2 separate regions of the Homo sapiens genome follow, and region 1 is linked to region 2. Evidence: read pairs that join two places in POLR2A ChIA-PET (ENCODE). Cell type or tissue: PC-9. All regions are shown on one strand. Each heading gives the region's core, and the rest is flanking DNA. Links, peaks and the distances in the headings are about the cores only.

What was found. ChIA-PET counts read pairs that join two places held together with the same protein. Peaks named below come from ENCODE experiments on the same cell type or tissue, not always from the same donor. Only the 100,000 strongest peaks of a DNase experiment are listed, where the experiment ranks them.
Region 1: POLR2A ChIA-PET joins it to region 2 with 7 read pairs; 17 of 35 experiments call an interaction of 5 or more read pairs at or near these places.

Annotation. Positions count from the first base shown.
Region 1 is chr4:147,784,058-147,799,299 of GRCh38, reverse strand. The region is part of intron 1 of ARHGAP10 (Rho GTPase activating protein 10); the gene reads right to left. Among named protein-coding and RNA genes, the nearest start is that of MIR4799, 9.1 kb to the right of the region's middle. In PC-9, for the core only: no CTCF peak of the experiment used is centred there; a DNase peak (open chromatin) is centred at 5,469; H3K4me3 peaks cover 492 bases; H3K27ac peaks cover 2,578 bases.
Region 2 is chr4:147,734,696-147,749,937 of GRCh38, reverse strand. The region is part of intron 1 of ARHGAP10 (Rho GTPase activating protein 10); the gene reads right to left. It also overlaps the pseudogene RNA5SP165. Among named protein-coding and RNA genes, the nearest start is that of ARHGAP10, 10 kb to the right of the region's middle. RefSeq lists enhancers at 7,981-8,030, 11,155-11,880. In PC-9, for the core only: no CTCF peak of the experiment used is centred there; DNase peaks (open chromatin) are centred at 7,937 and 8,347; H3K27ac peaks cover 1,237 bases.

The DNA of each region.
Region 1 (15,242 bases), core at 3,907-7,906, 51 kb before region 2:
GGAAGGCCAAAGCAGGCAGATCACTTGAGGTCAGGAGTTTGTGACCAGCCTGGCAAACATGGCAAAACCCCATCCCGTCTCTACTAAAAATACAAAAATTAGCCAGGCATACTGATGCATGCCTGTAGTCCCAGCTACTCAGGAGACTGAGGCAGGAGAATCGCTTGAACCCGGGAGGCAGAGGTTGCAGTGAGCCGACATCACACCAATGCATTCCAGCCTGGGTGACAGAGTGAGACTCCATCTCGAAGAGAAAAAAAAAAGGACAAAAAGAAATTCAGGCCAAGGCTAGGATCAATGGTAAACATCAATAACTAGTCTTCTGAAAACTAAAGACAAAGAAAAAAATCTGCTTGAAAGCAGGCTGTGAGAAATGATACATGATCTGTAAGGAACACCAATTCGAACAATGGATTTCCCATCTGAAACCATGGAGACTAAAGGAAGTAGCACATTTTTCAAGCGTGGGGGGGTAAAAAGTCTATATATATATATATATATATATATATATATATATAGAGAGAGAGAGAGAGAGAGAGAGAGAGAGAGAGAGAGAGAGAGAGAGAGAGAGAGAGTGTCTCAAACTCCTGACCTCACGTAATGCACCACCTTGGCCTCCCAAAGTGCTGGGATTACAGGCGTGAGCCACTGCACCCAGCCAAGGCTAATCTTTTGTATTTTTAGTAGAGACGGGGTTTCATCATGTTGGCCAGGCTGGTCACAAACTCCTGGACTCAAGTGATCCACCCACCTAGGCTGCCCAAAGTCATCATGTTGGCCAGGCTGGTCACAAACTCCTGGACTCAAGTGATCCACCCACCTAGGCTGCCCAAAGTGCAGGGATTATAGGCATGAGCCACCACACCTGGCCAAAATTATATTTTTTAACACAGAAGATTCAAAATTGTCTATAAGATGACCTCTAACTTCAGAGTTTATAATCTAAGGAGGGATGAAACATATAAAACAAAAATACAAATAATAATAGCAGGTGTTGTATAAGTAACACAGCCAGAGACAACGAAGATGGTTCAGAGGCAGGTACCGATATTTTGGGCTGCCATGATCAGAGAAAATTTCAAAGAAGGTCACAACAAACGGTCCACACACTACATTTAAATAAAGCTACTGAAAGAATGTATCCCTTACGAAAAAAAAAAAAGTAAAAGCAAAACTGAAGAGATGTAAAAGCAAAAAGTATGTTTACAGGAGAGTACAGGGAGGAACTATTCATCTGCCACTTAAGAAACACCTGAACAGGGGACAAAGAAGCATCAGTCACAATTCTTGGTCCTCGATCTAATCAGAAATGCAGAGGAAAATGTAAGAGACAGATGAAATGGGGAAACAGGACAAAGAGGAGAGGGATGGGATGAGATGGCATGGGATGGGTTGGGGTGGGATGAGCTAGATGAGATGGGATGCCACTAAAAAAGATTGACTGTACAGACCCTCAGGGAACATAGCAGAGGGCACAATTAACTCTTTCTGGGAAAGGCAGAGAAGGTTTCGCAGGGTTAAGACTGGATCTCAAAACATCAGACCGAAGTGACAAATAAAAAATGGGGAGGGGGCCGGGCGTGTTGGCTGGCCAGGCGCAACGGCTCATGCTTGTAATCCCAGCACTCTGGGAGGCTGAGGCGGGCAGATCACGAGGTCAAGAGATCGAGATCATCCTGGCCAACATGGTGAAACCCCGTCTCTACTAAAAATACAAAATTTAGCTGGGTGTGGTGGTGCGCACCTGTAGTCCCAGCTACTCCAGAGGCTGAGGCAGGAGAATCACTTGAACCTGGGAGGCGGAGGCTGCAGTGAGCAGAAATAGTGCCACTGCACTCCAGCCTACTTCATCTCCAAAAAAACAAAAACAAAACAAAACAAAACAAAGTGGGGAGGGTACGTTGGACCATGAGAAAAACAAACAACTCCAGACATGCACACAGTAAAATGGTGGCAGTGGAAGGGTGAGGAACATAGAAGGCATGCTGGGGTCAGTGTAAAGACCTGGCTAAGAGGTTGGATCTTCATCTGGAGGGTAATAAGGAGTCATGGAAGAATTTTAAACACAGAAGTGATACCAAAAGAAAAAAAAAATTGAATAACTTTGAGGACATTGAATAGAATTAAATGAAAGGAAAAGGCCACTAGAGGAGAGAAAACCAGTTACAGGCTATTCAGTTCCTTTTGATTTAACAACTTTGAACCCCATGATATGCCATGCTCCAGGCCGGATGCTTCAAACACAAAGATTATTTCCATCACTGTCCTTCCAAACCAAGGAGACAGCAATGTAAGCAGAGAGAAGGGAAGAGAAAGAGGAAAACTACATCCTACAATCATTTCAGAGCTAAAATCAACAAGCCTCCGTGGAAGGGCTCTATGGCATGAGGGAAAAGACAAGAACGAGGTTTTTACATTAGAAATCATAGAATGTTATAACTATGGCCAGTACTAGCATTCCAGAAATAAGGAACAGGCCGGGCGCAGTGGCTCACGCCTGTAATCCCAGCACTTTAAGAGGCCAAGGCGGGTGGATCACAAGGTCAGGAGATTGAGACCATCCTGGTTAACACGGTGAAACCCCGTCTCTACTAAAAATACAAAAAATTAGCCGGGCATGGTGGCAGGCGCCTGTGATCCCAGCTACTCGGGAGGCTGAGGCAGGAGAATCGCTTGAACCTGGGAGGCGGAGCTTGCAGTTAAGCCGAGATGACACCACTGCATTCCAGCCATGGGCGACAGAGTGAGACTCCTTCTCAAGAAAAGAAAAATAAAAAAAAAGAAATAAGGAAAAAAAGAGATGAACCAGTATTTGGGTACCAGACTGAGGAGGAATTATGTACCTCCTCTAAGAGGAAGCTCCGTTGTTGTCTCTTCCAGGAGGGCCCTCCTCCCAACCTCCCAGGTGTCTCCTTCCACTACGCTTTTAAAAAAAATGCTCACAGATATATAAATATATTTTACCACAATGGGTAAGTACACGTGTGTTTGTCTCTCCCACTAGATTATATATTCCCCAAGGGCAAGGATTAATTATATTCATCTTTCTATCCCTATTGCATGGGACCCAGCAAGGTTTCAACAAATGTTCAATGAATGGAGAAAATAGAAGAAACTTAATATTTTTACAAAACTATTATAAACTTATTTTCTATCACATTACTAAATAATTCCTCCTCTACTACAAGAAGGGGGGGAAATTATAAACAAATAGCTCTAGGTCTTCTATTTCTGTTTGAGAAGTCTAAAAATTAATCATGTTCCCAAAAGCAAAAAAACATAATATTGTAAAGGTCAATCAAAAGGAAGCTGGGCATGATGGCTCATGTCTGTAATCCCAGCACTTTGAGAGGCCGAGGTGGGCGGATCACGAGGTCAGGAGTTTGAGACCAGCTTGTCCAATATGGTGAAACCCCATCTTTACTAAAAATACAAAAATTAGCTGGAGGTGGTGGTACACACTTATAATCCCAGCTATTCGGGAGGCTGAGGCAGGAGAATAGCTTGAATCTGGGAGGCAGAAGTTACAGTGAGCCAAGATCACGCCACAGCACTCCAGCCTGGGCAACAGAGTGAGACTGTCTCCAAAAAAAAAAAAATTAAATTAAATTAAAAAAATAAAAAATAAATAAAAATCTGAGGCTCCAGCAGCTCCTCATCCAGTCACCTCACATTTACTGAGCACCTACTACGTACCAAGCACCACGTGAATACTACACAGCTCCTACCTTCAAAGAGCTCACACTCCAGAAGTTGCGTTTGTAAACTGCTGCACCGGAGAATGTTTCGTAAAAATATATCTCCTCTGAAGGACCCACAGAGACCCTGTAAGACTCATTAGCAGGCCAAAGAGCAGAGCTAACCCTCAAGGAAAAAATATAATTTTTGACTGCAGCAGAACCAAGATCTCCTTACAGGAAGTTTTGTAGGAAAAAGGGAGAGGAGGTATAAAAAGACAAACGTAGGATAAAAGGTAAAAAAGTAAACACACTAGTAGTACTCTTACAAGGCACTTTCAAAAGGCAAGTAGATTACATATCAAAACTCAAATGGGCATAGCATGGTGGCTCACACCTGTAATCCCAGCGCTGCAGGAGGCCAAAGCAAGAGGATTACTTAAGGCCAGGAGTTCAAGGCTGCAGTGAGCTATGATGGTGTAACTACACTCCAGCGTAGGTGACACAGTGAGACCCTGTCTCTAAGGAAAAAAACTACAAAGGCCACCCTTGACCGGCAGCTGCTACCTTACAAAGAAAGCCACAAAGGAAATTAATATTTCACTAGCTGCCACACTATATGGAACTGACTATAGTCAACTGCAAAAGCAGCTGGAAACCTCAAAACGTACTTTAAATATTGAATTTTTATGGTAAAGTATGAGTGATAACATGTTGGAAACCACCTAGATGTCTATCAGAAGGGGAACTGGTTACACTGTCCTATACTTACATGATAGAACACCACAAGAACATTAAAATCATGTTTCAAAAAACACTAAATGGTACTGTAACATGTTTGTTACTGCATGATCCTGGGCTACTTTAACATCTCAGTCTCAACATTCCTCATCTGTAAAATGGAGATAATGGAATACTCAATGGCAATGGGAATGAACAATCCCAAACTACATGCAATAGCATGAAACATAACAAAATATGTACCATATAACTCAATTTCCAGAAAACACAAAAACCAATCCCAAAAAATCTGCTACTAGAAGTCAAGATTATGGTTCTTGGGGGCTTTGAAGCCCTGACACTTGTCGAGTGTGTATATGTTCTGTTTTGCTCTGGATGCTACTTACACTGGTGAATGTGACTCATGAAAACCTAACCAGTTGTATACTCATAAAAGTGCACATATATATGTGGTACATTTCAATAAAAAAAATTTCATGGAGATAATTATAGGATCCTCTTCATAGGAATGTTGTGAGAATTAACATTATGTTGCAAAGATTGACATAAAATGTTGCCTGCCTAATCATGAGTGAGTGCACAATAAATATTAGGTATTCTTATAATCCTCCTAATGCTGACAACACAAGAAGCTCTACTAAGTGTTCTCTCAATGAACAAATTTCTGAAGTGAAATGAATCACTCACAACCTCTGCAAAACCATAACCGCTCTGTAAATTTCCTGTGGCACTTACTTTGCACTTTCCACCATAATTATTTGTGTTCGAGCCTGTCCCTCCCCTACACTTACAGCTCCCGAAGGGTAAAACACTTGGCAGTCTTTGTATCCTTCACAACACACACAACAGCAGGCTACTCAATCACTGCAGTCTGTGATCTGCAGAACATTTTAAGAATAGTAGAACTGTTTGAAAATTAAACATTTTACTGGGCAAAATAATGTCCCTTCTACACTTTATTTTTTAAGGTGCTGAACCTACTTTGCAGGTGGAACTTTAGATTCTGTTAAGAATGCCTATGTGTTTCTACTTGTTCACTTCTTCATTCCACAAATACGTATCAATGTACAAAGGTCAAGAAGCTTACTGTTAAGGGGGAAGGCACGTACACAGGCACGGATGATTTGTTTCTGCAAGGCGCCTCAGCAGAGGAGGATCCATGGCTCCGCATTATGTTAACTCCCTGACTTGGTGATTCCTGGACAGTTGAGCAGTATACACATGAAGCCTCAGAAGTGAGGGCAGGCTGATACTTTCTCATTTTAGGAGGGGATCTGAGTACTTTTATTCCCTACTCTGAGTCCAGGCTGAGATGGACAAACTTCTTTGTATTTTTGGCTAAATAGCTATGCGGGGAGATCCCAGGTCCAACTCCTCCTTTCAAGGCCCCATTCTTTTTCTAGATATAACTGTTAAGGCTCCAGGCATTTTGTTTCTCACTCTGATGCAAGTTCAACTCCTAAGATATTGCTCTGAAATTCTGTTCTTTCTTCACTGGCACATCCTGGGTATTCTTTCCAGAATTTATAATCACAACTGTACATTTGTAAAAAAAAAAAAATATATATATATATATGTGTGTGTTATATTTTACCCCAATATTGCTAAGTATTTTGTGAACTGAAACACCTACCATACATATATATACACACACACATATATACATATATACACACATATACACACACACACACATATATGCACACACACACACACATACATACACACACATTTTCTTTTTTTCCAGAGAGTCTCACTCTGTCGCCCAGGCTGGAGTGCAGTGGTGCAATCTCTTGGCTCACTGCAACCTCCACCTCCCAGGTTCAAGTGATTCTCCTGCCTCAGCCTCCAGAGTAGCTGGGACTACAGGCATGCATCACCACACCCAGCTAATTTTTGTATTTTTAGTGGAGACGGGTTTCACCATGTTAGCCAGGCTGGTGACATCAAGTGATCCGCCTGCCTCGGCCTCCCAAAGTGCTGGGATTACAGGAGTGAGCCACCTCGCCTGGCCAACTACCTTGTATTTTTAATACACCTTCAACCCACATTCCCCAGGACTCCTACAGAGAAAGCTCAGCTGAAAAGGAGTTCACAGAGTGAAACTAAAAACACAAAAGAAAAAAATCCCCCATAAGCAAAACAGAGCAGACACTACAAAAGAACAGGAATGAGACCAAAGCCAACACAACAACTTGGATAAATCATAATAATGGAGAATAAGAAAAGCAAGGCCCCAGAGGACCACAAAGAGAACTAGATAAGGAATAATAAAGCTCAGGTAGCATATATAAAGAGGGAAGAGGCCGAGAGACGGAGTGAGGAGAAGCACAGGAAGTTGTTGGTAATGTCTCAGAACCTGATGAGCTCGTAGGTGTTCATTATATTATAAATAAAGCAAATAAAAGGGCCATGCAAACACAAATGATAATAATGGGTTGTGAATCAAGGATTATGATTAATCTACTTCTCTGAACCTGAGTCCCTGTCACCAATAAAGAAGGAGGGAAGGAAGAGGACATGTTATAAATAGGCAGCTCAAAAAGAAAAAGCCTGAAAGGCCAATAAATACGTGAAAAGATATTCAACCTCACTCCAATCAGGAAAATGCAGCATTCAAGTTAGAAACAATAAGGTATCACTTTTACATCAACAGATGAGCAAAAACTCAAAAGTTTCACAATACAAAATACTGGAAAAGATGCAGCTCAACAAAATCACCAGTACAATGCAGAGGGAATGTAATCTGACTACTGTGTAAAGCAATGTGTACTATCGAGTAAAGGTGAAGACAACCCTGGAGTGAAAGACGCTCACGTGCTACCACACAGCAATTCTACTCTCACGTGATGTCCCCAGAGAAACGCACATACACATCATACACGCGTCAGGAGACATGTATAAGAATGTTCACCAGCAGTGCTATTTACATTAATGAAAATTTGGAAACACTCCAAAAATATCTGACAACAGAACAGACTAAGACACTGTAGGACAGGCTGGGCACGATGGCTCATGCCTGTAATCCCAGCACTTTGAGAGGCCAAGGCAGGTGGATCACCTGAGGTCAGGAGTTCGAGACGAGCCTGGCCAACACAGTGAAACCCCATCTCTACTAAAAATACAAAAACTAGCTGGACATGGTGGCGGGTGCCTATAATCTCAGCTACTCGGGAGGCTGAGGCTGGAGAATCGCTGGAACCCAGGAGGCGGAAGTTACAGGGAGCTGAGATTGCACCACTGTACTCCAGCCTGGGCAACTCCATGCCCCGCAGGGAGGAAAAACAAAAAACAAACAAACAAACAAACAAAATATATATATATACACGCGCGCACGCACGCGCGCGCACACACACACACGGAATAACCATTCAATGGAATGCTATATGTTAGGTTTTTAAAAAAGAACTACAGAATGTAGCAAAAAGGAAAAAATAATGTGGCTTTTTTTCCTCCTAAAGTACAGAAGAGGCCGGGCGCAGTGGCTCATGCCTGTAATCTCAGCACTTCGGGAGGCTGAGGCAGGCAGATCACCTGAGGCTAGGAGTTTGAGACCAGCCTGGCCAACATAGCAAAACCCTGTCTCTGCTAAAAATACAAAAATTAGCCAGACATGGTGGCAGGCGCTTGTAATCCCAGCTACTCAGGAGGCCGAGGCAGGAGAATCACTTGAACCTGGGACACAGAGGCTGCAGTGAGCTGAGATCGCACCACTGCACTCCAGCCTTGGTGACAAAGAGAGACTCTGTCTCAAAAAAAAAAAAAAAAAGTAAAGAATATGTACAGTTTGCTGTTATTTTCATAAAGTTTCAAAACAATATACCTTACATTACTCATAAACTCATACATATATAATATGTATAATATGTACACATATAAAAACATATGTGGCAATGAAACATCCCAAATCCACAATAGTGGTTACTTATAGAATGGTAAGGACACAGGATGAGGAGGGGTCACAGGAGCCTTCAACTCTCACAGAGATTTACTTATATTAAAAAATATTTTGACTTGTTTCCTTCAAATATTAAAATCTGATAAGGCCAAATGCAAGTACTGAAGTATTCAGTATAGTATTCTCTATGTACTATGTTTACAATATTTCATCCAAAAGGAAAGACACGACCAGAAGGAAACTTGATAAAACTTATTTGAATATGATAGTTAGAAAATAACAGCATATAACTTTAACATTGGCCACCAAATGTGGGCTACTCTAGCTCAGGTTTTTATTATCCCTTTGGCACAGAATCTAGCACAGGGCCTGACTCATAAGAGGTGCTCAAGTAAATATTTGCTTAATGAACTGGACAAGCAGGTAGAAAAAAGTCGAATTATTAATCTAGTCACCTCTGAATATTTTCAAATGTTTTGTTACATCTTAGAATATTTGAGAGTATGAATAATAATTACTGATACACTGGATCTTCTCAACAATTGAGAACATACTTTCTGCCAGACAGCCCATTTTTTAAAGGTATTACTAGGTGTTACGAACTGAATGTTTGCGTTTCCCCCAAAATTCATATGTTGAAACACTAACCCCCATGTGAGGTGGCACCTCTGGGAGTTGATTAAGTTTAGATGAGGTCACAAAGGTGAAGCCCACCTTATGGAATTATTGTAAGAGAAGGAGACTCAAGCATGTGTTTTCTCTTTCTCTCTTCCCGTGTCCCAAGTGAGGACACAGCAAGAAGGTGGCGTGCAAGTCAGGAAGTGGGCCCTCACCAGATACCGAATATACCAGCACCTTGATCTTGGACTTCCCAGCCTCCAGAACTGTGAGAACTAAATGTCTGTTGTTGGAGCCACCCAGTCTGTGGTATTTTGTTATGGCAGCCTGAGCTAAGAGACTAGGATTTAAAAAAAAAAAAAAAAAAAAAAAAATCCACACACCAACACACCTTTCTGTTCATTACGAACACACCTTCTTAATTGCTAATAGGAAAGGTTCCGATGTGAGCCCTCATAAATCCCTGCCTTGGGGAGCTGATGAGACTCCCACACATCATCTGCATCCTGTCTCCCTGGACCAACAGGAATGCTCTGATTTTTAATGACTTCCATCTGTTTTACAGATGAAGCTTTGCTTATTTGGTAAAGACCCAAATAGGAAGTGAAAATACAAAAGGTCAGAGTTCTGATACCACCTAGCTGTGTGCACTGGGCAGGCCAGTTAGTCTCCATTTACCTGAAAACTATCTAAAATGTGAGATTTGGCCAGGTGGCCAAAGTGTCTTCAGTTTCTAAATCAGAATATTGCATTAGTTAGGAATGTCATTTAAAATATGTCATTTAAAACATGTGGGCCGGGCATGGTGGCTCACGCCTGTAATCAGCACTTTGGGAGGCCGAGGCCAGGAGTTCAAGACCAGCCTGGTCAACAGAGTGAAACCCTATCTCTACTAAAAATACAAAAAAATTAGCTAAGCATGGTGGCACATGCCTGTAATACGAGCTACCCAGGAGGCTGAAGCTCAAGAATCGCTTGAACCGGGGAGGCAGAGGTAGCAGTGAGCTGAGATCGTGCCACTGCACACCAGCCTTGGTGACAGAGTGAGACTCTGACTCAAACATAAATAAAATATGTGGAAAACACAACCAAGTGGCCCTCAGCCCACTTAAATAGAAATGCACCTTGATGAAATATTGCTTAGATAATAATTATGCCATGCTGAACTTAAGCTTACAGTTGAATTGACTTCTCCACGACTGAATGGAAAGCAGCAGATAGTGTTCACAAAAATAGCCTCCTTCCCCAGTGCTCACTCCCAAAGACAGTGGGAGACGCTAAGAGGGGAGGTCACACTCACAAAAGCAGTCACCACCTTGCAGTTTTCAGTGATATCATCAGTTCTGTGAAAATTTCATTAGCTGAAGAGAGCTGCTGCTGCAAGAACCGGATAAGTTTATGGCATGAACATCATGTTTATAATTCTTTCATAATATTAACTGATGTTTCAACCAAAACCTGGTTTTATTCCATCTGAGTGACTTTCCAGATGTTGCTGTACAGCTTGTAGCTTAATAAAGCATGAATGTTTTCTCAAGCATGTGAAAATATCTAGATTTCCTGGTGTCATGGGAATCTGCTAAAGTACTGATAATTAGAGCTCTCAGCAAATACCTCAAGAATATTGTTCCCCATTTTTACCAACAAGAGAGATCAAGCATGGATATCATTTGAGATAATCAGACTGTTTATAACCCACTGTGCAAATTCTACACACCAAATACCGCAAATGTGTAAAAAGGAGCAGAGCAGGCTGGTAGAGGTTAATGGAGGAACCTGCCCTTCCCAGCCCCATGTGCTGATCTCCTTACCCTTGGTCTCACCCCTAATCTCACCAAGGACTGGACAAACAAAAGTGCTTTCACAAGTTTTCCTTCATACCTTCACTGGACCTCAGAAGCACTTTTTTTTTTCTTTTTGAGAAGGAGTCTTGCTCTGTCACCCAGGCTGAAGTGCAATGGCGTGATCTCAGCTCACTGCAACCTCCGTCTCCCAGGTTCAAGCAATTCTCCTGTCCCAGCCTCCTGAGTAGCTGAGATTACAGGCGCATGCCACCACACCTGGCTAATTTTTTTTTATTTTTAATAGAGACAGGGTTTCACCATGTTGGTCAGGCTGGTCTCAAACTCCTAACCTCGTGATCCATCCACCTAGGCCTCCCAAAGTGCTGGGATTACACGTGCAAGCCACCATGCCTGGCCCTTCAGAAACGCTTTTTAAAAAAAAAAAATCAAATTTTTTAAAAGGAGCTATTTATGGTGTCCATGTGGAACGGCAGGGGTGTGTTTGGTTTGTGGATATAAGGAAAAGAGATGTGGAGAGGAACCGATGATAAATCCTAAAGTAAATTCTCACGAAGTTTTCTCACATCCGGGAACTATTTGGGTTTTAAATTCTTAGCCCTGATTTTGCCTTAAGCCCCTTATTCCTAATCCTATCAAAGGTACCCTCCTTATTCACTTTCTAAGTCACAGACCCTCTAACCCTCACAGGTCGGGTGCCTCACATTAACTCCAGTCACGCTGCTGCTGTCTTCCCCCCAGGCATCATGACTTCCAAAGATGAGGTTCTGTTACTACTCCATAGGCTGTGCACACAAGGCGACAGGATTCAGTGGTCACTGGTCATGGCACCAGGTGGCCAGGTGAAATGAGAAGGACAACAGGGGAATTGGTTGTGAGGGCTGAGCCAGGGAAGCACGAAGGCAGTGGGCTCAGACTTTGGTCCCCTCCAGAGCTGAGACCAAAATGAGGTTTTTCTCATTCTAATCCCATCTGACTCAACAAACTGCTGCCAGATTAGTTTTCCCAATTCCAACCACCTCTCCTGCCCAGAGTCCCCCAGATTCCTTAGCTGATCCTCACAGCCTTCCACAGTCTGGCAAGAACACATTTGCGAGCCTCCTCCCCCACCGCTTCCATCACTCCACTCAGCCAAGAGAGTGATTCATTTTCACCTTCATGAGCTTCATCTTCTCCCCCTGCTGATGTTGTGTTCATGTGTTTCCTAAACTGAAAATACTCCTCCCTCATCTGTGTGTTTCAACCCTGCCTTTATTCATTCAAATATTGAGCCCTCACTGTGCCAAGTGCATCTCAAATCCCAAGGAAAAGAAAAAATAAATAAATAAATACTACTTCTACCAGAATGTCACACCTGATCCTCCCACTGAAAATACCCTCCTTGCTTCTAAAGCCTCCAGCACCCGATTATGTGACAACCCTGATCTTCTAGCTTCCACCTTGGTCATCTGCTGAGGAGATATGACTAGTGAGAAGAGCTGCACATTCTTCAGCACACAGGCCGAGCACTCCAGGTCCCTTCACAATAGAGAAGAAAGCACTTCAGGAACAAAAAAGTGACTGACAACATATCACATGCTCCCAAGAGGTGGAGATAAGAAATGAAAAGCATCCTCTAAACTGAGTCCAGGGAGGTCAGAGGTGTGACCCTGGAGAAGGCCACTGTCACAAGAGTGAGGACAGCAGAGAACTGTGGAGCAGGGAGTGTTGAACAAAGAAAGGGCAGGAGGAAAGACAGCACAGGCTGAATACAGACTCATTTCTGTAACCCACCTTTCCTCCACCCATACCCTCAAATAGCTTTAACAGGTCTTACAGGTTCAAGATAGTAATCACTGTTGAATAAATTCCAACACAAAAACTAATCTATGCCATCCCATATGTATGCCATCCCATATGCACGACCTGCATAATATTTACCAATGCTTTAAGTTACCATTTATCCTCCATTATCCTTTGAAACATTAAAACTTTTTTCCTACTGCTGTACATTGAAACTCAACGTTTCATGGAATTTTCCCCCCTTTTGCTCCTGCAGATGGGAAAGTATCTGGGTTAAGGGAAAGAGATCAATGAAAAAGCGGAAAAAGAAAATCCTTCCTACAGATTTTGAGACTCACGCCACTTCTCCCTGCCATTGCTAAGAACTAAGCTGCTTTTCAGGATGCCGCAGCAGGCTCCTAGACTTCCCAGTCTCACCGGGCAGTTACTCAGGTGGTCACATAACCTGAATGTTGTTGTTTCCAGATTCACAAAACAAACACATTTAGAGACACAATTTGATCTGTTTTCATAGTAACATGAATGCAAATCAGTTCTTGGATATGATGCAGCTGCTTAAGAGAGGCTTCCAGGCTCTCCAGCTACCAGCTAATAAGGTTACTTCCTCTTAATAACCTACTTCACAGACCTCTTTAGAGATTTCACAGCTCCTCAGCCCAGGGTCTCCCCCTGTCTTACTTTTAACCAAAAAAGCAACCATGCACCTGGAAATTAGGAAACCAACAGCTTTTCAACAATCTACCTCAGAAAAATTCTTGTCAATAAACACACAAATCTCAATTTTCCCGAAATCAGAAAGAAGTTTGACCTGTAAAAGGAGTTAATACACTCAGTTTTTCACTACTAGAGACTTGAAAAATGTATTTGGTGACAAATTATGAAAATAGGGAGTGGTTTGCCTATCTAAAGGATAAAGAAAATGAGCATCACTTAAGTCAACTATGAGCTATGCCTTTATAATTATTTAGAAATCTATTATATTAAAATCTCAGAGTACAATCTTCCTTATATGAAATAATTGCTGAAAATCCACACTAATTGGCCAAAGTCACAGCTAACAATGACAGAGTGAAAATCAAATGCCTGTCCTCTTAGCAGTACATTTCTTCAAGCAGCTTAGTATTTTCATTTTAAGAAAAAAGAGCTCAGACATGATAATGTTGTAGGGGGAGGGAAGGTTGTCTGGATGACTTCTGTTTGAAAGCATAAACTACATGTCATTTATGTCCTAGATATCATATACATACACCCATGGGATGCTCAGGGAATTCATGGCAGGACTTATGGTATCATAAACATTATCTTTGCAATATTTGTGTTCTAAAAGTTACACACTATTGATCTGACGGGCACAATACAGCTTTCACTTATGCCTAAAGTTCTCAAGGCACCTTTTGAAAGCAACTGGGAATCTGTACCAATACATGTCAAATCCGGGACCAGAGAACAGAAAGAAGCAAAAATGGAGCACTGGATTGGAGACACAACAGAAGAAATAAAACACAACAAGCCATCACTTGAAAACTGGGAAATCTAAAAGCAAAACTACAGCCTTGTGATTTTATTTTTAGATTTAGTGATGCCTGAACATTCAAAAACTCTGTTTCAATGTTAAGTACTAATGAAAGCTAAACAAGTCAATATTCAGAGCTGTTCTTTCCCTTTAGCTTAGATGTTATTCTTTTTTTTTTTTTTTTTAGAAAATAGTCGTCCATACATTTCATCATCTTGGAATCAACTGCATATATATATTACATATATTTTATAATATATAACATATATTTCATAATATATATTTTAAAATATAACATATTTCATAATATATTTTATAACATGTTTTATATTTTATAACATATATTTTATAATATATTATATTTATAATATATATTTTATAATATATTTATAATATATATTTTATAATATATTTATAATATATATTTTATAATATATTTATAATATATATTTTATAATATATTATATTTATAATATATATTTTATAATATATTATATTTATAATATACATTTTATAATATATATTTATAATATATATTTTATAATATATTATATTTATAATATATATTTTATAATATATATTTTATATTTATAATATATAATATATATTTTATAATATATATTTTATATTTATAATATATAATATATATTTATTCTATTTTAAATATATAATATATATTTATAATATATATTTTATAAATTGCATAATATATATAATATATACTATAAAATATATGTTTTATATTATATATATTTTGCAGTATATATTATATATAAATTAAATATATATATAAATATAAATTATATAATATATATCATATATAACTTATATATTATGTAATTTAAAAATTATATATAACTTTATATTATATAATTTATAAATTATATATAATTTAATATGTATTATATAATTTATAAATTATATATAATTTAATGTTATGTAAATTATGTAATATAAAATTTAATGTTATGTAAATTATATAATTTAATGTTATGTAAATTATATAATACACAATTTAATGTTATGTAAATTATATAATACACAATTTAATGTTATGTAAAATATATAATACACAATTTAATGTTATGTAAAATATATAATACACAATTTAATGTTATGTAAAATATATAATACACAATTTAATGTTATGTAAATTATATAATACACAATTTAATGTTATGTAAATTATATAATACACAATTTAATGTTAT
Region 2 (15,242 bases), core at 5,828-9,827:
TGATACATTCTGTTTCTGGATACATGGCTGTTCATCAACAGGTTAATTTGCATAGCCATTCAAGCCTTTTAGACAGTATCAATTAAGCCACAACAGTCGATTCTAAAAGATTTCAGAGTTTACATAACAAATATTTAGTTTGACCGTCTCAGTTCTCTTATTGCAATGAACAGAAAATAGTGCAAATAGCTACCTACTGTCAAATCCTTACGTTGGATTTTATCCTGCATACACAATAAACTCGAAAGATGGAAAATATTTCCAGAGACTATAATACAGTTTCAGAAGAAAATAATTTAGACAACTTTTCTAGATGCTTAAAGGATTTCTCAATTGATTTCAAATTTAAAATTAAATCAAGAACATACAAAATTAGAAAATACATATGTTCTAATTTCCATTCAAGAAATGTTTTCTTTGTTTAAAGGTAAAAAGAATGTAAAATTATTCAATCCATTCTGCTGGATTAATGATACCCACAAAAATTAGTTTTTCTTAACAATGCTTTGTTTCTTCAAAAATAAATAGGAGAACTATCAGTGTCAGAAATTTAAATTAAGCCAGTAAACTGCTATTTAATTCTTTAAATATTTTCTTGGCCTACAACAAGCTAAGGTGTTATAAATATTAAGTATTTTAATCTAAATTTTTTCCTCTGGTCAGGGGTTCTATTATAAGGCATAGATACCTCACTGTGCCAACAACCTTGTCCTTGTATCCAGGCAAGCTACAGGAATCACAGTCTTCATTTCCACCCTCTTGCCAATTTCATCTCTCTCACCTCCTCTATTATGGTTAAAATTAATCAACCAAGCAACGGGGAAAAAAATAGAAGGCATACTTATTTTGACTGTTTTCATATAGTCCTCATTTGTTTTGCCATGTGCAGTCCCTAGGCCCAGATCAAAACAGGTCTAATAAAGTGAGTTTCAAAAGTAAAAGTTATCTTATGTATAGGACATCAGCTTTCTTTTTTTAAGACACAGGGTCTCACTCTGCTGCCCAGGCTGGAATACAGTGGCATGATCACAGCTCACTGCAGCATCAATCTCCCGGATTCAAGCAATCCTCCCACCTCAGCCTCCCAAGTAGCTAGGACTACAGGTGTGTGCCCCCACGCCCCCAACCCTGTTTTTAGAAATAGGGTCTATGTTGCCCAGGCTGGTCTCAAACTCCTAACCTTAAGCAATCCTCCTGCCTCAGCCTCCCAAATTGCTGGAATTACAGGCCTGAGCCACAGTGCCCAGCCTATCTACTGCTTTTTGTGTGTTTAATGTACATATCTTGATGTGTTTGCAGATAAGCATACACCTGTGAAACCATCAAGCCACCATCATTATCAATGCTATCACATCCAAAAGTTTCCTCCCACTCCCTGTATCATTTTGTTTTTGTTTTCTTTTCCCTTTGTGGAAAGAGCACTTAATATAAGATCTACCCTCTTAGGAAAATTGTAAGTATACAATATTGTTAATCATATGCTCCATATTATACAGATCTCCAGATCTTATTTTCTAAAACTAAAACTTGGTACAAGACATCAGCTTTTTTTTACTAGTTTCTATACCCTTTGTTGTGAGCTGTGGCATTCTGTCCGAGCAATCACTTGCTGCCCACTTCTTCACCCGACTGGTAGGCACATGATTCAGGCTGGCCAAAGTACAACATCCACCACATCTCAGTGACTGGTCTATGCCGGGCAAGTGACCCAGGACTGATAAGGCCTTTATGTAGAGCAACCACAGGTCCAGGTATACTTGTAGCAATTCCAGTTCATGGTTATTGTCTTAGCATAACTGTACTTCTCAAGAGTATCTGGGTTTAGATTACATGGGCTCCCTATTTCTAAGGCAGAGTTTCTCAACCTCAGCACTACGAACATTTGGGGCTGGATCATTCTTCATTGTAGGGGAGCTGTCCTGTGCACTGCAGGGTGTTTAGCAGCATCACTGGCCTCTGCCCGCTAGAAACCATAGCATCTCCCTAAAGTAACAACCAAAATTGTCTCTAGACAGTCAAAATCACCCATTTGAGAACCACTGGTCTAGGGAAAAAGAGTCAGTATTCTCTGGAATTCCCAGTGCAGTAAGAAAGGTCTTTAGTCTTCAGTCTTCACCCACAAGCCAAAATTTCTTTTTTTTTTCTTTTGCTTCAACAAGGTTTTAGTCTGATTCCTCTCACTGACAGCTGAAATAAATGAGCATCCATAGTATTTTTATAACAATAATCTGAAGAAAGGGGAAGAAAAAGTTCAGATTAATTTTTAAACTCTATCCTTTCCACAAAAAAACAGGACACCAACTCTAGCTCTAGAAACACATGCAAAGAACTTCTCCACTCATATCCTCCCTCTGAAGCATCTGAAGGTCTCCACACTCCACATCCCTGAAGGGATGCTGTGTGGCCACCTCCATGGCGGTCAGGGTGTCCAGCCCTGAAGGGAAGACAAGGGCTATCTGCATACCACCCACTGATGGGTATCTTTTGTAAGCATTTATTTCTTCTAGGCATTGTTTCTTCAACTAGGTTGAACCTAAGTAGTTAGCTAGAAAAGAGCAAGAGAAGATATTTTTAGATAATAGATAATTATTCCATTTTTAACTCTTACAATTTCTATTCCTCCTCTTCTCTTGGACAAAGAGGCAGACACTTGGAAGTCCTACAATCTTCCCAGGTGCTGCCAGAGGCATTTTATTCCCTGTAGACATCCAAAGAGAATCAGCATGACTCCGGTGAGATAAAAGAGAAAATCGGTTTTAATACTTTGGGGGAAAAAAAAAAAAGATGAAGGACCGTTTGGGTCTTTTAAGTGCAACAGAACAAAGTGTGAAATAAAGCCTGAAACAGCGGCCTTTCTGGGTATCATGAGGGTTGTTTACCCAAACATTTAACTCCTTTTTCTCCCCTAACCCCATTACCTCTTCTCAGCTTAACATCTGTATGCCATCCCACTCAGTTCAAACAGACTATGAGGAAAACCACTCTTACAAGTCATGTAGTATTAATATCAACCAGAAAAAGAATGTGGTGGGGGAGAGATTAAAACAGAATTACTGAATCTTGTCATCTACCTCAGGGAAAATAAATCCATCAGTTGACAGTTTCCTCGATGTCCTGCCATAAATCTACAATTTGAGTGTGTAGACATCATTTACCATCTCCTCTGTCATGAAACAGGTGAAAGGTACACCCTCCCACCACTTCTTCACCTAGAATATGAATCCCACCTTCTATATTAAGAAGCACGCTGCCAGGCACGGTGGCTCACACCTACAATCCCAGCACTTTGGGAAGCTGAGGTGGGCGGATCAGCTGAGGTCAGGAGTTCAAGACCAGCCTGGCCAACATGGTGAAACCCCGTCTCTACTAAAAATACAAAAATTAACGGGGAGTGGTGGCAAGCGAGCTACTCAGGAGGCTGAGACAGGAGAATCACTTGAACCCAGGAGGTGGAGGTTGCAGTGAGCCAAGATCGCGCCGCTGCATTCCAGCCTGGGCAAAGAGCAAAACTCCATCTCAAAAAAAAAAAAAAAGCAGGCCTGGCGCAGTGACTCACACCTGTAACTCCAGCACTTTGGGAGGCCAAGGCGGGCGGATCACAAGGTTAAGAGATCAAGACCATCCTGGCCAACATGGTGAAACCTCGTCTCTACTAAAAATACAAAAATTAGCTGGGCATGGTGGTGCATGCCTGTAGTCCCAGCTACTCGGGAGGCTGAGGCAGAAGAATCGCTTTAACCCCGGAGGCAGAGGATGCAGTGAGCCAAGATCACGCCACAGCACTCCAGCCTGGCGACAGAGTGAGACTCTGTCTCAAAATAATTAAATAAATAAATAAGAAGCACTTTGTGGCAGGGCACGGTGCCTCACGCCTGTAATCCCAGCACTTTGGGAGGCAGAGGCGGGAAGATCACGAGGTCAGGAGTTCGAGATAAGCCTGACCAACATGGTGAAACCCCATCTCTACTAAAAAGATGCAAAAAATTAGCCAGGTGTGGTGGTGCACACCGGTAATCCCAGCTACTCAGGAGGCTGAGGCAGGAGAATCGCTTGAACCTGGGAAGTGGAGGTTGCCGTGAACCGAGATCACGCCACTGCACCCAGCCTACGCAACAACAGCGAAACTCCATCTCAAAAAAAAAAAAAAGGCCGGGCACAGTGGCTCACACCTGTAATCCCAGCACTTTGGGAGGCCGAGGCGGGCAGATCAAGAGGTCAGGAGATGGAGACCATCCTGGCTAACACGGTGAAACCCCGTCTCTACTAAAAATACAAAAAATTAGCAGGGCGTGGTTGTGGGCGCCTGTAGTCCCAGCTACTCGGGAGGCTGAGGCAGGAGAATGGCGTGAACCCAGGAGGCGGGGCTTGCAGTGAGCTGAGATTGCGCCACTGCACTCCAGCCTGGGTGACACAGCGAGACTCCGTCTCAAAACAAACAAACAAACAAACAAACACTTTGTGCTCTGAGATGGACCCCTGAATCTTCCATCTCCTCCTCTCCCACTGACCACGTAATCTGGGTCTACAGCCACACCACCCTGAACACATTCAACCCTGTCTGATCTCAGATGCTAAGCAGGGTCAAGCCTGCTTGAAGACAGGGTTGAATGTTTTGAAGTATTTGGATGGCAGGCCAAATAATTTAGGAGAGCTATCCGTACCCAAGTTCACTGACTTTCCTCACACTCCCTTCTCAGCCCTCTGCAAGCAGGCTCCCAGTTCTGCTTGGCCACCTAAACTACTCTCCCACTATTACCAATGACAGTGTGTGGCCAACACAATGTCACCTTGACTCAAGCTACTTGACCTCTCTGTGGCATGGCCTTGTCTACTCCCTCCTGCTCTCTGAACACTCTTTCTCCTTGGCTTTTGAGACCCTCTCCTGGTTTTCCATCTCTCTGTCAATGGCTACTGTTTCTCAGATTTCAAGTTCTTCTTTCACCTACCCCTTAAAAGATGGAGTTCCTCCGGATTTGCCCTGACCCTCTCCCTGCCTTCTCCCTCTACATTCTCTCTCGGCAGCCTCGGTATTCAGCTGCATGGCATCGTTTCCCATCCATATGGTGTGTCTCCAGAATCTTTATCTCCAGCTGTATTCCCCATTCCTGAAATACACACCCATAAAAGAAACACACTATTGAACATGTCTCCTGGCTACTACGAAATACCTTGCCCTCCACATCCAAAACCAAAAACTCATCCTCTCTCCCACAAAAGCTGCTGCTGTGGCAGGACCTCAGTGAACTGCACTCACCAGCCCACACCAGAACCTGAGGTGTCAGGGCAGCCCCCACACCCAATCACCCCCTATAGCCTGCAGCTGCTAAGTCTTGACTCCTCTTCTGCCACCAAAGTCTCTGGCCTGGATGACTGACCCCCCAACCTCCAGTCCTGCTTTCCTCCGATTCATTTGCACAACTGCACTCCGAGAAAGCTTTCTACAACAATTCAACTCACACCACTCCCCTACACAAAACTTTTCGATCACTTCCTACTGTCCTTAGAGTAAAGCCCTCAACCTGCTTTCCAAGGGCCTTCTTGACCCTCCCCCACCCCCTCGACAGCACCATTCTTATCCTCAATGCAGATTCCCTGGCCCACCTGAGCACCATTTTTCCATCCACAGGATGTGCTCTCTCTGACCTCTCAGATGCATTTTCCCTGCACTTGGAGAATACTTCTTCCCCACTCTCAGCAGGGAAAGCTCTGATCCCTCCTTTTGGTCTCAGCCTAGAAGTTTTATTTTCTTGAAGTCTTCTTGGAACCCCCAAACTAGGTAGTCCTGTTAACTACAGTCATCGCATCCCATACTGATTCAACAATGTGAATGTAATTGCTTTTTAAATAAATTTGCTGTCTCCTGCACTAGAACTCTTCTGCACTAATATACACGTTTCTTCTCACAAACCTCTAGCAACTAGCCCACCATAGCTAGAGTTCAGTGACAAGATGACACCACTCCACCACTGTCATAAATAAGGTTGTTCTAGTGATGACTGAATATATTTTTAATTTTTTTTCTACGCCTAGCAAACACAGAGAGAGTTCACTATGGTTCAGGCAATTTTTTTAAGTACTTTAAAAATAATTTAAGCCTTGCAACATTTTAAACATGTAACTATTATCCACTTTATTTATTTATGTATTTATTTATTTTTTTGAGAAGGAGTTTCACTCTTGTTGCCCAGGCTGGAGTGCAATGGCGCAATCTTGGCTCACCGCAACCTCTGCCTCCCGGATTCAAGCGATTCTCCTGCCTCAGCCTCCAGAGTAGCTGGGATTACAGGCATGCACCACCATGCCCAGTTAATTTTATATTTTTAGTAGAGATGTGGTTTCTCCATGTTTGTCAGGCTGGTCTCCAACTCCCGACCTCAGGTGATCCGCCCGCCTCAGCCTCCCAAAGTGCTGGAATTACAGGCGTGCACCACTGTGCCCAGCTGACTATTATCCACATTTTACAGAGGAGGAAATCAAGGCACAGAGAAGTTAAACAACTTGCCCAAGGTCACACAGTAAGTAAACCTGGTTTCAAAGACCTATCTATTTTAGTATGTTTGCTGTGCTGCCTTTGATTCGCATTTCACAAAATAAAAACAAAACTATCGGCTGGGCGCGGTGGCTTACACCTGTAATCTCAGCACTTTGAGGCTGAGGCGGGTGGATCACGAGGTCAAGCATTCGAGACCATCCTGGTCAACATGGTGAAACCCCATCTCCACTAAAAATACACAAAAATAGCCAGGCATGGTGGTGCACGCCTGTAATCCCAGCTACTCGGGAGGTTGAGGCAGGAGAATCGCTTGAACCCAGGAGGCAGAGGTTGCAGTGAGCCGAGATCATGCCACAGCACTGCAGCCTGGGTGACAGAGTGAGACTGTCTCCAAAAATAAAAATTAAAAAAAAAAAAAAAACTATCGATCAGTATGGCAGAGAATCTGCCCGATTCTCAAATAAATGTAATGTCATGTCAAGGACACTGTATTCCCTTGTACTTCTGGCTTTGTCCCCAAAACTTTAAAAAAAAAAAAAAGGCTTTCAGTAATACATCAGATTTCAACACTATTATGGATGATTTCTCCTATGTATAAATGAGAGGCCTATATTCAGCTCTGTGCTTCAAAATATGATTAGATTGGAAGAAAAAAACATGCGCTGGGCACAGTGGCTCATGCCTGTAATCCTAGAACTTTGGGAGGCCGAGAGAGGCGGATCACTGAGGTCAGGAGTTCAAGACCAGCCTGGCAAACATGGTGAAACCCCATCTCTACTAAAAATACAAAAAAATTAGCCAGGCGTGGTGGCAGGTGCCTATAATCCCAGCTACTCGGGATGCTGGGGCAGGAGAATCGCTTGAACCCGGGAGGCAGAGGTTGCAGTGAGTCGAGATTGTGCCATTGCACTCCAGCCTGAGCTGCAAAAGCGAGACTCCATCTCAAAAAAAAAAAAAAAAAAAAAAAAGTGTTCACAGACTATTTCTCCTGTAACTATGGGTAAAGCCACAACTGTGCTCAAGTTCAACCAAAGGAAAATAGTTATTTTAATAATAATAATAAAAATAATAGGCACCTACCATAGCCAAGCAGAGTCCTAAGATCTTTTAATATGTAATGTGAGGATTAAATACCACCACCAGTGAGGCAGAGTTCTTACTAGGGCCATTTTACTAATAAAGAAAAATGTAGGCACTGAAGGCTTAAATAACTTGCCCAAAGTCACACAGCTAATAAACGGTGAGGCCAACTTTACAGTCAGAAAAGAAAGCACTCATTTTTTTTTTTAAGAGACCATTCCACATCCTGTATTCTGACCTGAGGTGACACTGCTGTGGCCAAATTGAGTTCTTCCAGCCACACATCTCACCATGACTTGCCACCAAGAGTGAGGGTAGAAGATGCCTGTGGGTAAACAAGTCAACAAGTCAGGAGAAATCACACTCACCGTTGAAATATTAAGTGGCACTGGATTAATGTCTTTCTGAGGAAACACAGGGAGGAAATTCTAGTTGGACCAGGGAGTCAGGCCTAGCTATGGCAGCAACTTGGGGTGTGACTCCAGTCCATCTCAGAGTTTACAGAGATGCCTGCCTTTAGAATGCAAAGCGCCTGGTGTGTGTGTGTGTGTGTGTGTGTGTGTGTGTGTGTGCGTGTGTGTGTGTGTGTGTGTGTGTAAAGAGAACGATATCAAGATGCCTGCCTTTAGAATGTAAAGTGTCTGGTGTTTTTCTCTGTGTGTGTGTGTATGTGTTTATAAAGAGAACAATATCAAGGCCTTCTCAATACAAAAGCATCCCCCTGGCAATTACATTCCTGTGTTAGGATAAGTAAGGGAAGCAGACCTGCCAGTGTTTGCTTTGGGGCTTACCACAAGATACCATCCAGTCCCTGCCTGAAAATCATGTTCATCTGCCCCAACTAGCTTGACAGTTACCAGAATTCTCCATGTACATTGTGTTTATACAAACATCATTTTTCTCTTTCTAATCAGAAGTCTAATTTCAATGAAGCAAAATGGCTTTTAAAGATTTTTTGTTTCTGACTCAAACCAGTTCTCATATAGTCCTGAGACATGAACTGGCTTACTCTGATTATCCATGCTGGGCTGGTAACAAAATACCAAAAAGAAAATGGGTTAAATGTCTTTAAGATTCATGGATTTATTAATTACTGACTGTTTTGAAAGCTAGTATCCTAAATTTATAAAACAAATTTCAATAAGGCTTTCATCATGAATATTCCCTAAATATATTTAGTTTTATCATCCAAAAAATGCATAGGTAGAAGGTACATCATCATAGAACATCAATTAACAAAGTCCTTTTAAATGTCACTTGTAGGAAAAAAAGGTTGAACTAAATGAAATAAAGTTACATACATCCAATTGGATGAATCTCACAAATATATTCAGAGGGAAAAAAGTATAGGATGAAACCATTATATAAAGTTTAAACACATGCAAACACATTATATATTGTTTATGGATGTGCCCAACTGTATCAAAATGCCTAGGAACAATAAACACCAGATCTGAGATAGGTCCTACCCCTTGGGGAAAAGAATGGGTATACAAGATGCTTTCATTAAGCTGGGGGGAGGGGGAAAAATAAATGAATGTTTATTGTGAGACTATCTTTTTATATTTCTAAAGTATCTCAAACTTTTCAAAGGAAAAACAAGCCTAATACTAAAAGAATAAGTTAAAAGTTACTCTACTGAAGGGTAGGACAAGGAATGGGGAGGAAAAGAGGAAGGTGGAGATTGAGAGAGACAGAGTGGAGGTCTGTGTCTTGTAATGGATACTAAATCAACCCGACCTTGGAATGTCTATACTGTACTCATAATACAAATTAGCAATCAGTTTAAATTATAATAATGGCCCCAGAGGGGTCTTAAAATTTAACAAAATTTAAATCAGTCATCATACTAATGTAAAAAGAATATCCTAACTAGATCAAATGTACACACACTCTAGATAATCAAGATCGATTATCACTTCCCTAGCAGAAGACCACGGTTACACCCCTTTACAGAGACAGCTCATTACTGTGGTTCAGGGTTTTGGAGTGAAGACAAACCTAGGTTCACATTCCAGCTCCATCAATGACAAATTGTGATTTAGACAAGCTACTAATCTCTCTGAATTCACTGAGGTCAGGAGTTCAGGACCAGCCTGGCCAACATGGTGAAACTCCATCTCTACAAAAAATACAAAACGTAGCCAGGCCTGGTGGCACACACCTATAATACTAGCTACAGGGTGTGCAGCTGAGGCTGAGGCAGGAAACTTGCTTGAACCTGGGAGGCGGAGGTTGCAGTGAGCCAAGATCACACCACTGCACTCCAGCCTGGGCAACAGAGCAAGACTCTGTCTCAAAAAAAAAAAAAAAAAAAGTAACCCAGTAAGGCCAGACGCAGTGGCTCACACCTGTAATCCCAGGACTTTTGGAGGCCGAGGCAGCTGGATCACCTGATGTCAGGAGTTCGAGACCAGCCTGGCCAATGTGGTGAAACCCCATCTCTACAAAAAATACAAAAATTAGCCGGGTGTGGTGGCAGGCGCCTGTAATCCCAGCTACTTGGGAGGCTGAGGCGGGAGAATCGCTTGAACCTGGGAGGCGGAGGTTGCAGTGAACCAAGATCATGCCATTGCACTCCAGCCTGGGCAACAAAAGCGAAACTCCGTCAAAAAAAAAAAAAAAAGCCCAAGATATAAGGTGACAAACAGCTATTGAAGTCACAGAATTCAAAACAGCTTCTTTGGGAATTTGTCCAGAGCACTTTTGAGTATTCCACTGTAGAGAACAGGATTACCTAACAGCTCTTAGGAAAATCCCTCTTAGGGATGTCTCTGGTCGTCTTCTTTTATTGTGAATTTACCATAGCAAATACAAGCTGTTAGGATTTCCAGCATGTCAGACGCTAGAAACCCTAATTTTGAGTTCACGTCCTCAAAAAGTATCTCTGTAATTTGAAGTATTTGAAGGCTGCAGTCACTTATATTGTCATGTCAATACCTTGAGATGAACTCTGTCATCAACTCTTCCTTATCAGTCACTTGGAGGAAAGGCCTGCTGCTGACTGCCTGAACCTCGACTATAGATTGCTTACTAGTTTTGCAATGACCTTAGCAACACATTCTACTTTATCTTCAAATCTTTGTGAATCAAAAATAAATTCTAGAAAATATTTTCCCAAGATACCACTGAGCTCTGATTTGCCAATGTATTTTCTTTTCTTTTTTTTTTTTTTTTTGAGACAGAGTCTCGCTCTGTTGCCCAGGCTGGAGTGCAATGGCGTGATCTCAGCTCACTGCAACCTCCGTCTCCTGGATTCAAGCAACTCTCCTGCCTCGGCCTCCCGAGAAGCTAGGATTACAGGCGCCTGCCACCAGACCCGGCTAATTTTTTTTTGTATTTTTAGTAGAGATGGGGTTTCACCATGTTCTCCAGACTAGTCTTGAGCTCCTAACCTCAAGTGATCCACCCGCCTCGGCCTCCCAAAGTGCTAGGATTACAGACGTGAGCCACTGAGCCCAGCCACCAATGTGTTTTCAAGATTTTCCAGCATCCCGAACTACAATCAAAATTTGGAAGCCTTTCCAGGGTTTGACAATTTTGTCTCTCTTCTTGGTCACTGGTAATGGTGCTTTGGAGAAATATACTGTTAGGGGTAATAAACACTAAAAGGTTAGATACCTGGTCTAGGGTGCAGAACAGCTATTTTGAGGCAAGAACAGGGCCTTGATAATAAAATATATGCCTGTAATTTAGTTATGTCATCATAATTGTTAACCTTTGAGCACTTATACTAAATGCTTTACATGTATTAACAAATCCTACTTTTAATCCAATATAGTAGGTCGTATTATAATTTTTTTTGGGGGGGGGAGACAGAGTCTCACTCAGTTGCCCAGGCTGGAGTGCAGTGACGCGATCTCTGCTCGCTGAAAGCTCCACCTCCTGGGTCCACGCCATTCTCCTGCCTCAGCCTCCCGAGTAGCTGGGACTACAGGTGCCCTCCACTACGCCCGGCTAATTTATTTTTTATTTTTAGTAGAGATGGGGTTTCACCGTGTTAGCCAGGATGGTCTCGATCTCCTGACCTCGTGATCCGCCCGCCTCGGCCTCCCAAAGTGCTGGGATTATAGCCGTGAGCCACCGCGCCCAGCCCTACAATTTCTATTTTACTGACGAGAACACAGATATAGAAAAGCTAAGCAGCTTGAGCAAGGATCCCCTGTTAGCAGGTGGTTGAGCTTGGGTATGAACCCAGCCAGGCTAGTACCTCAGCTTATGCTCTTAATCTTCTATATTATATTCCATCAGCTATTTTAAAGATTAAACACAAAAATACCCTCCTCTCTGTATTCTTTATCCAAAAGTCTACAATGTACCCTAGTCCCCTCAAAAAAAAAAAAAACAACAACAACACAGCGACAAGGAGCTGGTCAAAGGAACCCCAGCAGATGGGAGGACAGAGAAAGGCAATGTGACAAAAAGACACTGAGAACATTAGATTGCTGACTGGCTAGTAAAAAATCTGTTCTAAATAACCATGGCTCAGCTGGTGGCCTGGTGGGAAGCTCTAAATAGGAACAACTCTAAATGGAGTCAAAGACCACCTGCAGTGAGTAAAGCATTTCAAGCTTTTCAAGCCTGTCTGGGTCCCCACCCTGGCTCAAGTCTGATTGTAATTATTTTCACAGCCGGTCTACATTCACACTGGAGACCAGCCACTGTAATAAAGCCCCAAGTGACAGTTGGACTTATCCCAGGTGATGCCCCAAATTGTAGGGGCTCTATGGTAACTTCTTCAAGGCAAAGAGTGTAGATGAGTATTCCTTTCCATTCGGGAAAAAATTACCCTGCAATTTATTAACTTTTTAAAATAGCATTTTATTTTCTGTATCTCTCTAAATTCCACTTGATGGGAGCATAATCACAAAATTTACAATTACACCACTTTATCAAAATTAGGCCATTAAGGCCAGGCGCAGTGGCTGACACCTGTAATCCCAGCACTTTGGGAGGCCGAGGTGGACGGATCACATGAGGCCAGGAGTTCAAGACCAACCACAGTGAAACCCTGTCTTTACAAAAAAAAAAAAAAAAAGTACAAAAATTAGCTGGGCATGGTGGCGCGTGCCCGTAATCCCAGCTACTTGGGAGGCTAAGGCACAAGAATCACTTGAACCCGGGAGACGGAGGTTGCCCTGAGCCAAGATTGCACCACTGCATTCTAGCCTAGGCAACAGGGCGAGACTCACATCTCAAATAAAATTTTAAAAATCTAAAAATAATAATAAATAAAAAACCTAGGGCATTAAGTAGCAGAAAACCCAACTCAAAACTGTCTTATGTCATTTAACAAGACATTCAAAGCATAGAAAATCCCACAGGTCTCCCAACAGCATCAAGAACCCAGATTCAGTTAGCGCGCTATGCCACTTACCCTCAGGCCCAAGATAGTGGGTAGCAGTCCCAGGCATCATGAGAGAATACAGAAAAGTAGAAAACCATCCTTCTTCGCGTCTCCTATGACAAAAGGAAGCCTCCCCCTGCAGTACCCAGACTTCCTGTCACGTCTCCTTGGTCAGAACTGGGATACAACCTCATTCTTCTAATAATTACCAACCCAGAAAATGGGTTTATCATAACGGACTTATAGTTTCTTAACCCTGACTGCTTTAACAGTTCCCCCAGGTGATTTTATTGAGCAGCTACGATTGAGAACCACTGAGTTAGATTAATCAGAATTACCCTGAAATGCCTTCCCCTGAGTCATCTGAAAAGGATGCAGACACTTGAATGAAATCTGGATTGTCAGAGGGGAAAAGGAATGTTGGCTGAACCAGCAGTAGTGTCTACACAACCATTTTACATTTGTGTTTCAAAACACTTTCACACCATTTTATTTATTCCTCAAGGCTTTCTGTATCAGTCCCATTTTACAAAAAAAAAGGAAACCAAGGCTCAAGTTTACAAAATAGGAAAATTATTTTTAGTCTTCCAAATCTCAGTGGGTTTAATGTAATGGCAACTTAAGAAATTTCCCCAAAAGAATATTTCTCTGAAACAGTAAACATAAAGACAGCCAAAGAGAACTTTTATGTTTTTCCTAAGAGGAACAAAGCAAAAACCATTAAAATGCCAAGGCTAGAAGTACCAAAACCAAGTCGGAAGACCTAAATTCTTGTCCAGGCTCTGCCACTAACAAGGCCCTTTACATCCTTTTCCATGCATGTTTAGTAACAGCAGACTCATTAATGAGGGCCCCTTTAGCTTCACACACACACACACACACACACACACACACACAGCTAGACAATTTAAGTTCACTACAGAGCATTTTATATCACTGTATTAGTGCTTAATAACTGTAAGGACTGTTAGTTTTAAAAAATTTTCTCTAAAGAACAAGATACATTTTCTCAAGACTGCCTAACGTAAAATTTATGAGAAAAGCATATATGGTTTATTGCTGTTTCTGGCAACTGTGCTATCTACCTGTATGAATCATAAGCAACTGAAACTACATAGACATCACGAAGGCTTACAAAAGTTTAAACTGCATTTAAAGAAGACACTGGTTATTTTAAGAAAAGAAAGTACTTTAAAAAGAAAACTAAAAAAGCCATTTGAACAAAGAATTCATTGAATTGAGTGAATAATCTCCAAATCCACCACTAAAATGACTGGCTCTTCTCTCTGGAGTTCCTCCCCACCCCTAGCGCTATCCCCAACTTCACCCTACACACAAATGTGCGATACTGTCTCTAAACCATCTCTTTGCTATTATGTCAGCCTTCTGCTGAAAAGCCTTCAGTAACTCTCCACAAGATAAAGTCCACATTCCTAACCTTGTTTTTATGGCCCTCCATAATCTAAAACTGACCTCTCCATCCATCCCAGTCTACTACTCCCTGAAAAACCACCATTCCAGCCAAACTAGTCTCTTCAAACACTCGAGTGTTCTGGTTTCTTCTGGTTTCCAATATGATAAGGTTCTACTCCTTATCACCAGTGAGTTCCAAAACTTTCACAAACCTCCTCCACTCTAACATACAAACCCTTGTCCCTGGAAAAGTTAGAATACTTGTCACTAAATGTTTAACCTTGTCACAGGTATGTGTCTATATCCTTTGTTTCTTCAAGAATTTAGCACAGTGCAGGAAGGAGTTCAAAAATGTTCCTTAGATTGAAGTAATTTCAACTACAGGACAGTAAACTCAAGGGCAAGGGCCTCTACCCCATTATAAATCCGTATCTAATTCCAGTATTTAGCAAATTATAGGTGCTAAATATTTGCAGATTGCTACCTAATTGAATTCAGCAGTAAGCCTTCAGGTCGCATAGGCCTCAAAACTCTAAATATTTATGGAAGACTTCAAAGCATCAAGCCATCAAAATTACATATTGAAATCTTCCAAGAATGTAATGCAAACAGGAGACACCGTGCAGGGCAATTAAAAATAGAAATCACTTAAATACACACTTCTCGAAATGCTCAAAAGGTCATTTTTGTAAAATAAAATATAAAATATCTGGAAATATAAATAATCTGACCTAGTGGGTTTTATTCTTTCTGTAGATCCTCCACCCAATGTCATCCCTTGACTCTCTGATGTTATACAAAAGCTCAACTGGTTAGATGAACCATTTACCTAGACTGCAGTTTCAAATAACCTCATCAAGCCATTTTCAAATGCTGCAGAACCTTATTAGTTCCCCTAAGAGGTAGACA